Regions from separate parts of the Homo sapiens genome. Here region 1 is linked to region 2. Evidence: chromatin contacts called from ENCODE Hi-C or POLR2A ChIA-PET data. All regions are on one chromosome and are shown on one strand. Each heading gives the region's core, a stretch centred on a gene start or an enhancer-like site at or near the end of the contact. The rest is flanking DNA. Distances are from core to core; before and after follow the strand shown.

Region 1 (5,942 bases), core at 174-2,673, 510 kb after region 2:
CCAGAGGTGCAGACAGAAACTGTGAGCTGTAGCTCATGGAAGAGTACAACATGGTGACAGAGTGCCAGAAAGACTACTGGATGGCCTCAGAACAGTGTCAACCAGGGCACATGGGGGACTGGAAAGTCAAACTGGCAGCCAAAAAGTTGGGACTCGGCTGGTGTCACTGGGAGAGGCAGCATCGCCCCCAGGGGTCCGGGAGCCCGTCTGATATCCAGCCCCAGCCCGTAGAGCCAAGCCCTCAGCTGCCAGGGCTGAGGTCGCACTCGCATGGCACCTGTGTTCATTCTCTTTCACCTGGACTCCAGGGAGGAATGGGTGCTCAAAGATTGGGGGCCTCCTCCCTCCCCACAGTGCCACCTCCAGCCTCCCAAGCCCTCCTGCCCTCTTTCCTCAGGGGAACCCCCCACAGTGCCCCCTCCAGCCTCCCAAACCCTCCTGCCCTCTTTCCTCTGGGGAACTCCCTTTCACCACCTTCCCAAGTGGGAACCCTCCTATCCCTGGTCCTCTCCCTTCTCCTAGAAGCCCTCCTTCTCTTCCCTGGGGGTGCACTTCCTCCACTCAGGGCCCCTTTCTCTTCCGGATGCCCAATTCCTTCCCTGGTTTCCCTTTCTCTCCCCATGCCCCACGCCTCCGCTTTTCCAGGGTTTCCCTCTGTCCCCACTGGGTGCCCCTGCCTCCCCCTGGTTCTTCTTTCTCCCCTCTGATTTCCCCTCTCCCCTGGGATCCTTCCCTTTTTCTCCCATTTTTCCTCCCCAGGCACCTCCTCCTTTCCTGGTTCCCTGTCTTCCCCTACACCCCTCCCTCTCTCCCTCCCCACCCTCCTCCCCAGGTCTTTCCTTCTCTTCCCCAGGCTCCCCTCTCTTTCCCGGGGCACTCCCTACCCGCTTCACACACCCCCTCTTCTCTCCCCCTGCCCCTCGTGTCCCTGGGTGCCTCCTCTCTCCTCGCTTTCTCCCTCCTCCAGTGCCTCTTTCTCTCCCTACAGGAGCCCTTCCTTCTTTTGTGGGTACCTTTGAAGGGAGCCCGAGATTACCTTGCTCAGTTTCCATGGAGCAGGGAGTGGTGCCGCCCTCTAGAGTGAGGGGAAAGGAGGATGGGGCCAGGGTTGGGGGCAGGCACACTGAATTTGTGGGCCACGGACTTCCCTGCCCATCTACAAAATCTGCCACTTTCTTCCCCTTGGGCTGCCGGCCACAGCTGCCCTGCCCCATCAGTGTTTTCACCTGCTGGGCTGCTGCCGCCTCCCAATTCTGCCGCGGAGGCTCTGTGGCCCTGAGCCCTGGGACCCTATGCTCTATGCCCTTGACTTGAATAGCCCACTCTGCCCCACTGGTTCCCTGGAAACCCCCGCCCCCCAACTCTCTGCCCAGGCCTACCTGCTGGAAACTGCTCCCGCGCCTTCGCCCTGCCTGTGGGCAGTGCTAGGCCTGGCACGGGGCCAGTCTCTGCCTCCCTACTCCTGGTCCCCACCACTGTAACTCAATCCTAGCTCCTGCCCTGCAGGACACACCCCACCACACAGTGCTCAGCGGGCTAGGCATTCACTTAGTCAGCCAGTCAACAAATATCGAGCAAGCCGTCGGGACCAGCGCCCTCCCCAGGGCTATGGTTAAGTCTCCCAGGTCTCACTGCCTGGGTACCAGTGGCCAGAGAGAGCAGGGGATGGAGGCCTGGACTGGGCTAAGAGGTGGGGTGTGGAAGATACTGGGATTTCCTTCTCTGGAGTACTAGATGGGCCCCTGATCCCTCACCCGGAGTGGTGGGCTCCGCCTGGACCAAGAGGGCCAGGCCACTCCAGCAAACTTTAGGAGGAAGTAGGACCAAGGCTGGGGGCTGTGGGGTCAGGCTCTGTGAGACCCAGCTCACTTCAGGAGGGGAAGGTGGTCAGGGCTCCCTCTAGATATTTCTGCTGTCCCTACCCAAATGTGAGCTCACTGCCTGGCACAGCCCTCCTCAGGGAACCCTGATACCCATCATGGGAGAGGCCAGTCCAGCTCTTGCAGCGAAGACACCTCTCCCTCACCTCAGCTGCCACTCCACTGCCACTCTCTCTCTCTCACTGTGGGGTGGAGGGGCTGCAAACAGAGCCTTCCAGAAACTCCAGGGGCACAACCTCCTCTTGGCGGCTTAGGGCCTCAGTCCCAGCCAAGGCCCAGCCAGCGTGGGCCATCCCATCAAAGCCACGCTGCTAAAGCCTGCCCACTGCCCAAGACCCTCTCCCTGTGTTCAGTCTTCACCCCACAAAGGTCTCTGTTACAGGGGTCTGGGGACTTGGGGACTCGGGGGCAGTCTGTGTCCAGCAAGACCTACAGCTAGTGTGTGACTGTGTTTAACAGACACAATGCAGGGTCCCTGTGTGTGAAGGGATGCCTGTGTCACAGGCATTTGGCTCGTCCCCATGTGTGCCATTGCCTGTCCGACCTCATGTGTGTGCCTGTATCCTGGCATGTCTGTCTGATCCCCACTTGGGACAGGGACCCTGTCTGTGACAGTGGCAGTGTGTCCACTGTACCTGTGCATACCCGTTTCCCTGTCCCTTTTTGTCTCTGTGCCCAGGAAGACTCTGTGTCCTCACTTCTTCCCACCGACTCTTCCCCCATCTCCCCTCAGCCCACCCGCTCTGTTTGTTCTTGAATTCCCTGGCAATGGCTCTTTCCTAAGTCACCAATGCCCGCTGTCAACCAAGCGGCAGTCAGTTCAGTCACCATTGTTCCTTCCCCTCTCACTCCACCTGTCTCCTTCAGGCCTCTAAATGGCAGCAGGAGCAGAGCTTGGGCCTTCACTCCTGTTTGTTTTCCAGTTTCCTTCCCAGTTCCAGTCTGAAGGCTGCAAATAGCATGGAAACGCCAGTGTCTCCCTGACCCAACTCCCCCGAACCTTGCCCCGGCCTAAGTCTCCATCTTCCGTCTGTCACATCTCTCCCAGCACGTTTGGTCTCACATTTAACATCGCCTCAGGCCCCTCCCAGATCTACCCTCTCTGAGCCCCAGGAACACGTTCAGTGTGAACATCCAGAGGGTGCTTAGGCCCCAAACCTGGAGTTGCCCTGATTTCTCTCTCCCGCAAGCCACTGGCCCGTCGGCAGCTGGTTCATGGTGGATCCTGGGCCTGGCCCTCCCTCTCACGCCTCCTGCCTGCTCCGGAGCCAGCCTCCCTCTGTGTCTCTGGGTCTGCCTGGCCGCTACGACCATCCTACCACAGTAGCCAGAGGGATCTTTTTTCCTAAGATTTAAAAAAATTGTGGTAAAATATAAAAAATCTTTTTTTCACAAGATTTAAAAAATTGTAGTAAAATATACTTAAAATTTACCATTGTATCCCCTTTTTATTTATGTATTTATTTGAGACAGAGTTTTGCTCTTGTTGCCGAGGCTGGAGTGCAATGGCATGATCTTGGCTCACTGCAGCCTCCGCCTCCCGGGTTCAAGTGATTCTCCTGCCTCAGTCCCCTGAGTAGCTGGGATTACAGGCATGCACCACCACACCCGGCTAATTTTGTATTTTTGGTAGAGACGGGGTTTCACTATGTTGGTCAGGCTGGTTGCGAACTCCTGACCTCCAGCGATCCACCGGCCTCAGCCTCCCAAAGTGTTGGGATTACAGGCGTAAGCCACCACGCCCGGCCTGTATCCACTTTTAAGTATACGGTTCTGTGGTGTTAAGGACACTCATATTGTTGTGCAACCACTGCCACCATTTCCAGAACTCTTTCATCTTACAAAACGGAAACTCTGCAACTCTGCACCCATTAAACATAGACTCCCCATTGCCCCCAGCCCCTTGCAACCACCATTCTATTTTCTATGATTTTGACTAACTAGAGGGAAAATTCAACCTCAGAATTTAACCATAAACCCGCTCACATCACCCCCCTCCCCAAACCTTCCAGTGGCTTCCACTAAAACTGGGATGAAACTCTCAATGGCCGTTCCCGGCTGCCTCTCCCATCACTCTCCCCATGGCTTACTGTGTTCTGGCAATATGATTCCTTGTGTCCCTTGAAGACGCCCAGGTCGTTGTCTGCAGACCTTTGCACTGCAGGCTTCTCTGCCTGGAAGCCCCACTCTCTATATTCCCGTAGCTGCTCCTTTACTGCATTTAGGTCCCAGCCAAAATGGCAGCCCCACAGAGGGCCCTTCCCGCCCTCCTTAGCCACAGCAGTCTCCCTCCTCAGACATCACCACTTTCCTCATCGTGGTGCTCCAAGAAGCTGGTCTCTTTGCTAAGTGGGATCTTTGGTTAGTGTCTGTGTCCCAGCTGGACTGTGAGTCACTGTGGGCAGGGCCTTGCTGTTGTCCACCTGTGTCTAGAACGGTGCCTGGCGCACTGCAGTTGCTTAATAAAACGTTTGCTGACATGTTTCTGTGGCCTGCGCCTGACCCAGTGTGTGTGTGTGTGTGTGTATCTGGACCCTTTACTGGGCTCAGTCCTCCTTCTCTGAGAAGCTGAGGGGGTGACCCCTTTCCACTTTGGTTGTGGGCCAGATACCCCAGCTGGCACAATCCAGTGTCAGCAGCTTAGTGGGGGGCATGAGAACTTCTCCAAGGCCCCAACCCTCGGAATTGTCTGGGTCTCTGCAAACCAGAAGATGTCACCTGGAGAGAACTGCCCTGTCCAGAACCACCTACTCTGTAACCTGTGATCCCAGGCCCAGGATAGATGGCAGTCTGGCCTTAGAGCCTGGCCTGGGGCCAAGATGAGCAGCACTGCCTTGAGTCTGGCCTGGACAGCCTCCGGCTCATGGCTGTCACACCCCAGGCACACAGAGGGGAAACTGAGGCCCAGGGCAGGCTCACAGGCAGCTGGGTGCTGCAAGAATGGGAGGGTGGGATGCCTAGCCTTCCCCTCCCTCCTCCCCCTAGCAGGAAAGGGGTCCCACCACCCCATCCCCATCCCCACCTCCACCCCTCTTCAAGGGGGCCTGCCAGGAGTCAAAAGGGCCCTGGGCAGAGTTTGCCTTGCTAGCAAAGCCCTGCCCTCTTCCTGCCCCAGCCTCCCTTCATCTACCACCCCCTCACTCATCAAGTTTCCAGGGCTTGGGGCCTACTTTGTTCCTGCCTGGCTTATCTCCAAGGCCCAGCCCGCTCCATGTCAATATTGACCCAGGTGAAGGAGTGGCCCCAAGATAAGTCCAGGCTCCGCCCCAGTTTCTCTGGGCTCAGGCATCCTATCCCAGGCTTCATCCCCCAGGCCTTCTCCAGTCTTTCCCAGGCAGGTGCAGAATGTTGCCTCTCGTGGTGGAGTCCGGGCTCTGTGAGGAGCGTCCCTCTCTGAGGGCAGACAGGGATGGGGAGTGAGAACTGTTGACTCAGGTCCTGGAGCCCACTCCTGGAGATGCCCTGGCTCCTTGCGCTGGAGGGGAGCAGCCATGGGCCCGCATGTGTCCCCACATCTGGTGGTCCCGCCCTGGGCTGCAGGATGTGGAAGGAGCTGTGGCAATGGTCACTGGAGCTTGCATAGGCTGGAAGTGACTCCTCCCGAGGACACCACGGGAACAGCTGGGTGAGAGGACAGACCAAACACCAACCCTGGGCCCCTGCAAAGAGGTGTCACTGCCTTGCCCACTGTGGTCCTGCCCAGCAGCACGCCCACCCATTAGGACCCAGCTTGGGTCAGGAAAGCCCTGGCCTGTTGGAAGGGTGGTGGTGCAAGGCTGGGGTCCGTGCCTAGTGGGCAGTGTGATCCTTCCAATGTGTAGTGGGGGGCTCCACTCTGCTCCCCACCTGTGTGAAAGCAGGTGCTGTCAGCCAGGCAGGGGTCTCACCAGGCCTCCCTCCTCACCCCTGCCTTGGGAAAGGCTCCCAGTGCCCAGGTGGGCTTTTCTCTGTACTTTTCTGGATTTTCCAACTTTTTAGCAATGAACATGTATATGGCTGATCTTTCAGGTAAAGCAACACGTCATTTTCCCCAAAGCTCTGGCCACAGCTCCTTTGCCACAC
Region 2 (5,813 bases), core at 1,493-3,992:
AAAAGACTAATTCACAGCATGTTAACCCTCATTGATAATCAATAAACACAAGTAAAATGAGCATTAAATTGGTAAAGCTCAGTAATGCTCACCATAGGTGAAGGTTGAGAGAGAGAAGAAACAATGATGCTAGGAGTGTAAACTTGAAGAATCTACCTAGAAACCAATTTGACATTAATTATCAAGATCTGGCAATTCTACAGGACCCTATCAAGACATAAGGACACATGAATAAACTGACACACCTGCTTACTTCTCCAGCATCATTTCACATCACCTTCCCCCTCATTCATCTACTGGCACTCTTTTAGTTCCCTAAAAGAACAAAACTCCTGTCCACATTGGGGGCCTCCGAAGATGCAAATGTTCCTTTCTTCCTAGAATGCTCTTCTCCATATCCCATGGCACATTCAACCCCTTGCCTAAGTAATTTCCGTTCACTCTTCAGTCCACTTTTCCAGAGAAGCCTTACTAATCAAAATCAGGTTCTTGTGTTATAATCTCTCATCACACTTTTTTTTTTTTTTGAGACACATTCTCCCTCTGTTGCCTAAGCTGGAGTGTGGTGCTGCGATCTTGGCTCACTGCAACCCCCACCTCCTGGGCTCAAGAGATCCTCCCATCTCAGTCCCCCAAGTAGCTGGAACCACAGAGGTGCACCACCACGCCCAGCTAATTTTTGTATTTTTTGTAGAAACGCGGTTTTGCCATGTTGGCCAGGCTCATCTCAAACTCCTGAGCTCAAACGCCTCAGCCTCCCAAAGTACTGGGATTACAGGTGTGAGCCACCACGCCCAGCCTCTCATCAAACTTTTTACTGTTCCTTAATTATACTACACTAACTTGCAATCACCTCCTTTGGAAAAATTATTGTAATTATACATCTAAAATTATTTGTTTGATGGGTCAACCCACTCTCCCAACTCAAAGTGTCACTGGGGTAGAGATCCTCTACTCTGGTCACACATAGGTCCCCAAGGGTTACCACAGTGCCAGACACATAGCAGGCACATAAATATTTGTTAAGGTAAAACTGAATGGTGCTCATTGCTGTAATATTTATGACAGAGCCTCCCAACTAGTGTGTCAAGATATGGGTATTTTCAGCCCTGAGACAGCTGGAAAGGGTCTGGCTTTCTGGCTGCCAGGCAGGGTTGATTTAACCAGTAAGTTATATAAATATAATTTTCTACATGTGCTATGATATGAAAAAGGTTGAGAATATTAATAATCATCCCTGTTTTAAATTTGGAGACATCTTTCATAAATACTGTTACTTCAGTTTTTTTATCCAACCACCTACCCATTATCTTGCTTTTGGAAATATGTTCAAGAACCCATCTAGGCACCCGCTTTGCCTGATCATAAGACAAAGCGTGATTAGTGTAACACCTTGCCTCTGTTCCAGTTAAAGGGAATCCAAATTGTTCCAAGACAGCCTTTTCTGCAGATCCTAAAAATGAAAAAAAAAAAAAAAGGGGGGGCAGAGACAAAAAAAACACACACACACAATTAGTGGCTCTTAATAATGAAAGATTATAAGGAAAAGGAGAGCGGTGTGATTTACAAAGGACTGGCTCAGAAGTCTAATCAACCAGAAAATCTCATTTTTGCAATTACTTATGAGATGAAGAAAACAGACAGTAGGCAAAGTACTGATTTGCCTATAATCAGTGAATAAAATGCAGCTACTGCATTAACTTTTGAATAAAGACTTGATCTTATTAGTCTTTCACATCAAATTTCCAAATCATCTCTGAAGCACTGATATGTGTGCTGTTGCAAGATGACAGTAAAACTGGTACTGTTTTTCCTAGTGGGAGAAACCAAGCACACATTCAGCAGTGAGTCAGTTTCGAGATAATCCTCCCCGATGCCTTCTCAAATCCTCAACCCCCCAAGGGGGTAGTTCTCTTGCTAGATGCCAAGTATCCAAAGGAGCAAGTTAAATTAGCACATCCGCAAAGTACAAGAAATGAGCTCGTGTTAATTTTTTTTTTTTTTTTGTCAAATATAAGGTACCCATTGCAACATGAGTTTTTATACACTTTGGAGGGATAGCAGGTATTCTTCAACTGAACAATGACGAAAGAAGGGCAGTTAACTCATCTACTAAAATTATGTATTAATTTATTCCTTCATTCATACTTACTGAATGCCAATTATGTACCAGGTACTGTGCTGGTTAGATGATGGAGACCAAAACAGACATAGTCTCAAGTCTTATGGAGCTAACAATCTTAGTAGAGAACACAGACATTAAAACATAGATATCGCGATGAGTAACTGGGGGGAAGAAAGTCGGGCGGCGGGGGTGGTTCTGTGCAGAAAACGAAGATGCCCGGGGGAAGGAAGGACATGAGGGAAGCTGGCGAGACGCGAGGTGGGGAAGGGAGGCCGAGCCGGGAGAATAAAGGTCAGAAACCAAGGGCCAGGCTAGGGGCCCAGCAAACGGTGAAGGCTGTCCGTCAAGGACTGCCATTCACACTCCAGGTAGGAGTCGGAGCCCGAAATCTGGGCCAGCGAAGGGAGGACGGGCCCACAGACTTACCATCCGGCTGCTTCCCTGTCAACGCTCCCTCAGCGCCCTGACTCCGGAAGAACTGCAGGGCCGCGAGCCCAGCTCCCGCAGCGCCCACTACAGCCCCAGCCACGAAGCCGCTCAGAAAACGACGGGAACCCCGGAGGCGGGAAGCGATACTCTTGATAGCCATCTTGCCCGAGGTACCGGCCTTTTACCACGGCGCATGCGCGCGCATGCCGGCCCCCGCCATCCCCCCGTCACCCCACGCCTCACCGCCCGCCAAGCTGAGGGCCTCGCACGCCCCCTGGTGACAAACCGGGATGCCTAGCGCATCCCCGCTTCATCCCTGGTCCACTGGACGGGGCGATGGATGGGGAATATGATGTCTAGAGGGCTTAGTGGTATGCTATATATAGTCATGAGAAGAAAATACCTTTAGTCTCATTTAATAGGTGAGTAAACACTTGCGCATGGTTACACTAAGGTCTCCAGAGCCGATATTCCAACTCAGGTCTATTTATTTATTTAGCGACAGGGTCTCTGTTACCCAGGCTGCAGTACAGTGGAATGATCATAGCTTACTGCGATCTCGAACTCGTGGGCTCAAGCGATCCTCCTGCCTCAGCCTCCTGAGTAGCTGGGACTACAGGCACGTGCCACATTGCCCGGCTAAATTTTTGGCGGGAGTGGGGGAGCGGTAAAGAAGGGGGTCTCCTTATGTTGCCCAGGCTGGTATCCAACTTCTGGCCTCAAGCAATCTTCCCGCCTCGGCCTCCCAAAGTGCTGTAAGTCCAGGTGTGTGTCACTGTCCCCAACCTTCTCTTTTAAATTGGAATAATAATACTTAGACCATAGCGTTCTTGTGAGGATTAAAGGAGATGACACATGTAAAATGTTTAGGGAAGTACCAGGGGCATGTCACTAAGTGCTCTATAAATGTTAGAAATGTTTGAGTCATCTCTACTCTTTGTCTTGATAGAATATAAAATCCAGATTGCTGAACGCCTGCTGGCAAAGAAAGGATAGATTTCATGGACTACCACTCACAAACAAATGAGTCTTCATTTTGCAGCATGATCTCTAGCATTCCGTGTGGACTTAGTTCTTAGCAGAAACTTCAAGTTTCCTATTTCTTAGATAACTGGTAGGAATAACTTTCATCTGATCCCACTGATGATTCACTGACCAGGAGGCCACTTCTAACAACCTACTGAAGTGTGCACATTATTTTGACAGCCTCAAATGGGAGGCTACCCCCTTGCCAGGAATACCTCTTCTGAAGGACCCTGACTGGTTAAGCTACATCAACCAGAGTCCTTCCTAGGGATTTTCGATCTAGTAGTCTCTCTGGGTAGCAAAGCTGTGACGTAAAACTCACAGGCGCAGTGGCTCATGCCTGCAATCCCAGCACTTCGGGAGGCCAAGACTGGAGGATCACCTGAGGTCAGGAATTTGAGACCAGCCTGGCCAACATGGTGAAACCCCGTCTCTACTAACAATACAAAAATCAACCAGGTGTGGTGGCGCGTGCCTGTAATCCCAGCTACTCGAAAGGCTGAGGCAGAATTGCTTGAACCCAGGAGACGGAGGTTGCAGTGAGCTGAGATCGTGCCACTGCACTCCAATCTGGGCAATAGAGCAAGACTCTGTCTAAAAAAAAAAAAAAAAGCTCTGGCACTGTCTACAGCCTTGTTTCCTGCTAAGAAGTCAAAGGAGCAGATGCATCTGGTCTTGCTCTGAGCAATAATGGAAGAAATACCAGGACACAGGTGGAGGCCTGCAATGTTATGACCCCAACTCCCACAGGCTCCTGAAGCCCACATACATCCTGCCTTTCTGAAGTCTTGGCTAGTCATTTCCCCCAGAATCCTTTCAGTGAAACCCCCTTTTTTGTCTAATGGCTTCTGTCACCTGCAACCAAGAATCCTAACAAATACAACCAGACAACACTGGTATCTGTAGGCTTCAAGGCTACTTCAGCAGCTTTCCCCAGAATTTACTAAATACACAATCACTGAGGTACTGTATTTCTTAAGGCCCTTGTAAGTGCCAGACACTGTGCTAAATACTAGAGAGATAAATATTAGATGGCTTTTCCTAATCCAGATCCTCTACTTCTGAACAAGTGTAACCCCACTTTTGGTCCCAAGAGGTCAAGAACTGGAAGGGTTGCCTGCCTCAGGGTAGGAAAACTCCCTCTGGGCCTGTTTGCCCACCTGTAAAATTGGAATTGGGCCAGTGATTTGTAAACTTTAATCAAGGTTCCTAGGTGTTCCATAGGGATACCTGAGACTTAAAGGAAGGGATGGGAGGGTAAGTGAAATGGTCCCTTGGCCCTCTTCTACTTGCTCATTCAGACAAGCCTGGTTTTATAAACCAACTTCTGTGTCAAATTTCTTTGGTCAAAGAATTCCTTTGCTATAGGGAAAGTTTGACCAGATGACTCCTAAGGTCCAACCTTTCAGCTTTTCCAGCTCCAAGATCCTGTATCAAAAATGTCAGCCCTTTGCTCTCCTTCCTTCATTAGAGGCACTCACTAATAAAAGGTGAACTTTCTAAACGTGAAAGAGCAAAAACAGCCAAATATTGGGCAACTGGTCCCTGAATAAAGGGTCATCAAAAACTTTCTCCACAAGTTTCAAACCGTTGCTTAATTCTCATAATAAAGGGTGAATTTAAAGGGTGTTTCTCCACTTAGGCAAGAAAGAGTCATCGACCAAAAAAACTTGTTACTGCAGAAAGCAGTGAGGTGATTTCTGGGGCCTTCCTGTTTTGTTAGGTATTAAAGACTATCATTATTTTATTATTGGGGAACCATGAGTTCCTTTAGTGAGATTAAGTCCAAATCTCTGAAACTGGAGACCTGGTTTGCTAATTCCAGGTTGGGGATAAGGACCCATAATTGTATTTTTTAATAGCTCCGCAAATGACTCCAGTACTCAGCAACGTTTGGGAATGACAGAGTTTGTCATCTGCAATAGTCCTGAATACAACTATTTTCAAGGCTTCTCTGCTCCACTTACAACAATATTGCTCAGGGTTGTCTGCAAAGTACAGGACTGGTGGCAGAGGATGAGGGAATGGGGAGTGTCTTGGACATTTGGAAAATATGCTAACCTGCAGAAACTTACTCAAAATCCCAGAACAGTTCGTTCAGGAGAATGGTCCCCATTCATAATGTCCCCAACTAGACCCTGGACTTCTGAATGGCAGAAATGGAGACCTGTGCTTAGCTCCAGCCCCACAGGACCATGGCAGACTAGGCATTCAGCCATTAACATCTGTTAAT

Evidence for each region. Hi-C counts contacts between places; a loop is a spot of excess contacts on that map. ChIA-PET counts read pairs that join two places held with the same protein, here RNA polymerase II (POLR2A). Pooled maps may share reads with other maps.
Region 1: a loop to region 2 is called in a map of B cell, with 6 times the contacts of the local background. The contact joins the promoter of VILL here to the promoter of EXOG in region 2. A Hi-C loop is called at or near these places in 8 of 168 maps with a recorded cell type or tissue (B cell, GM12878, IMR-90 and 5 more), 17 of 37 single-sample maps with no recorded cell type and 18 of 50 pooled maps. POLR2A ChIA-PET finds 5 or more read pairs at or near these places in 7 of 52 experiments (A673, B cell, BJ and 4 more).

The regions. Positions count from the first base shown.
Region 1 is chr3:37,986,267-37,992,208 of GRCh38, reverse strand. It overlaps VILL (villin like), which reads right to left and starts at 1,423. Exons shown (of 20, transcript NM_015873.4): 1 at 1,380-1,423. RefSeq lists a silencer at 5,046-5,223.
Region 2 is chr3:38,493,269-38,499,081 of GRCh38, reverse strand. It overlaps EXOG (exo/endonuclease G), which reads right to left and starts at 2,742. Exons shown (of 6, transcript NM_005107.4): 1 at 2,552-2,742; 2 at 1,304-1,453. The coding sequence starts at 2,714. RefSeq lists enhancers at 2,414-2,483, 2,544-2,593.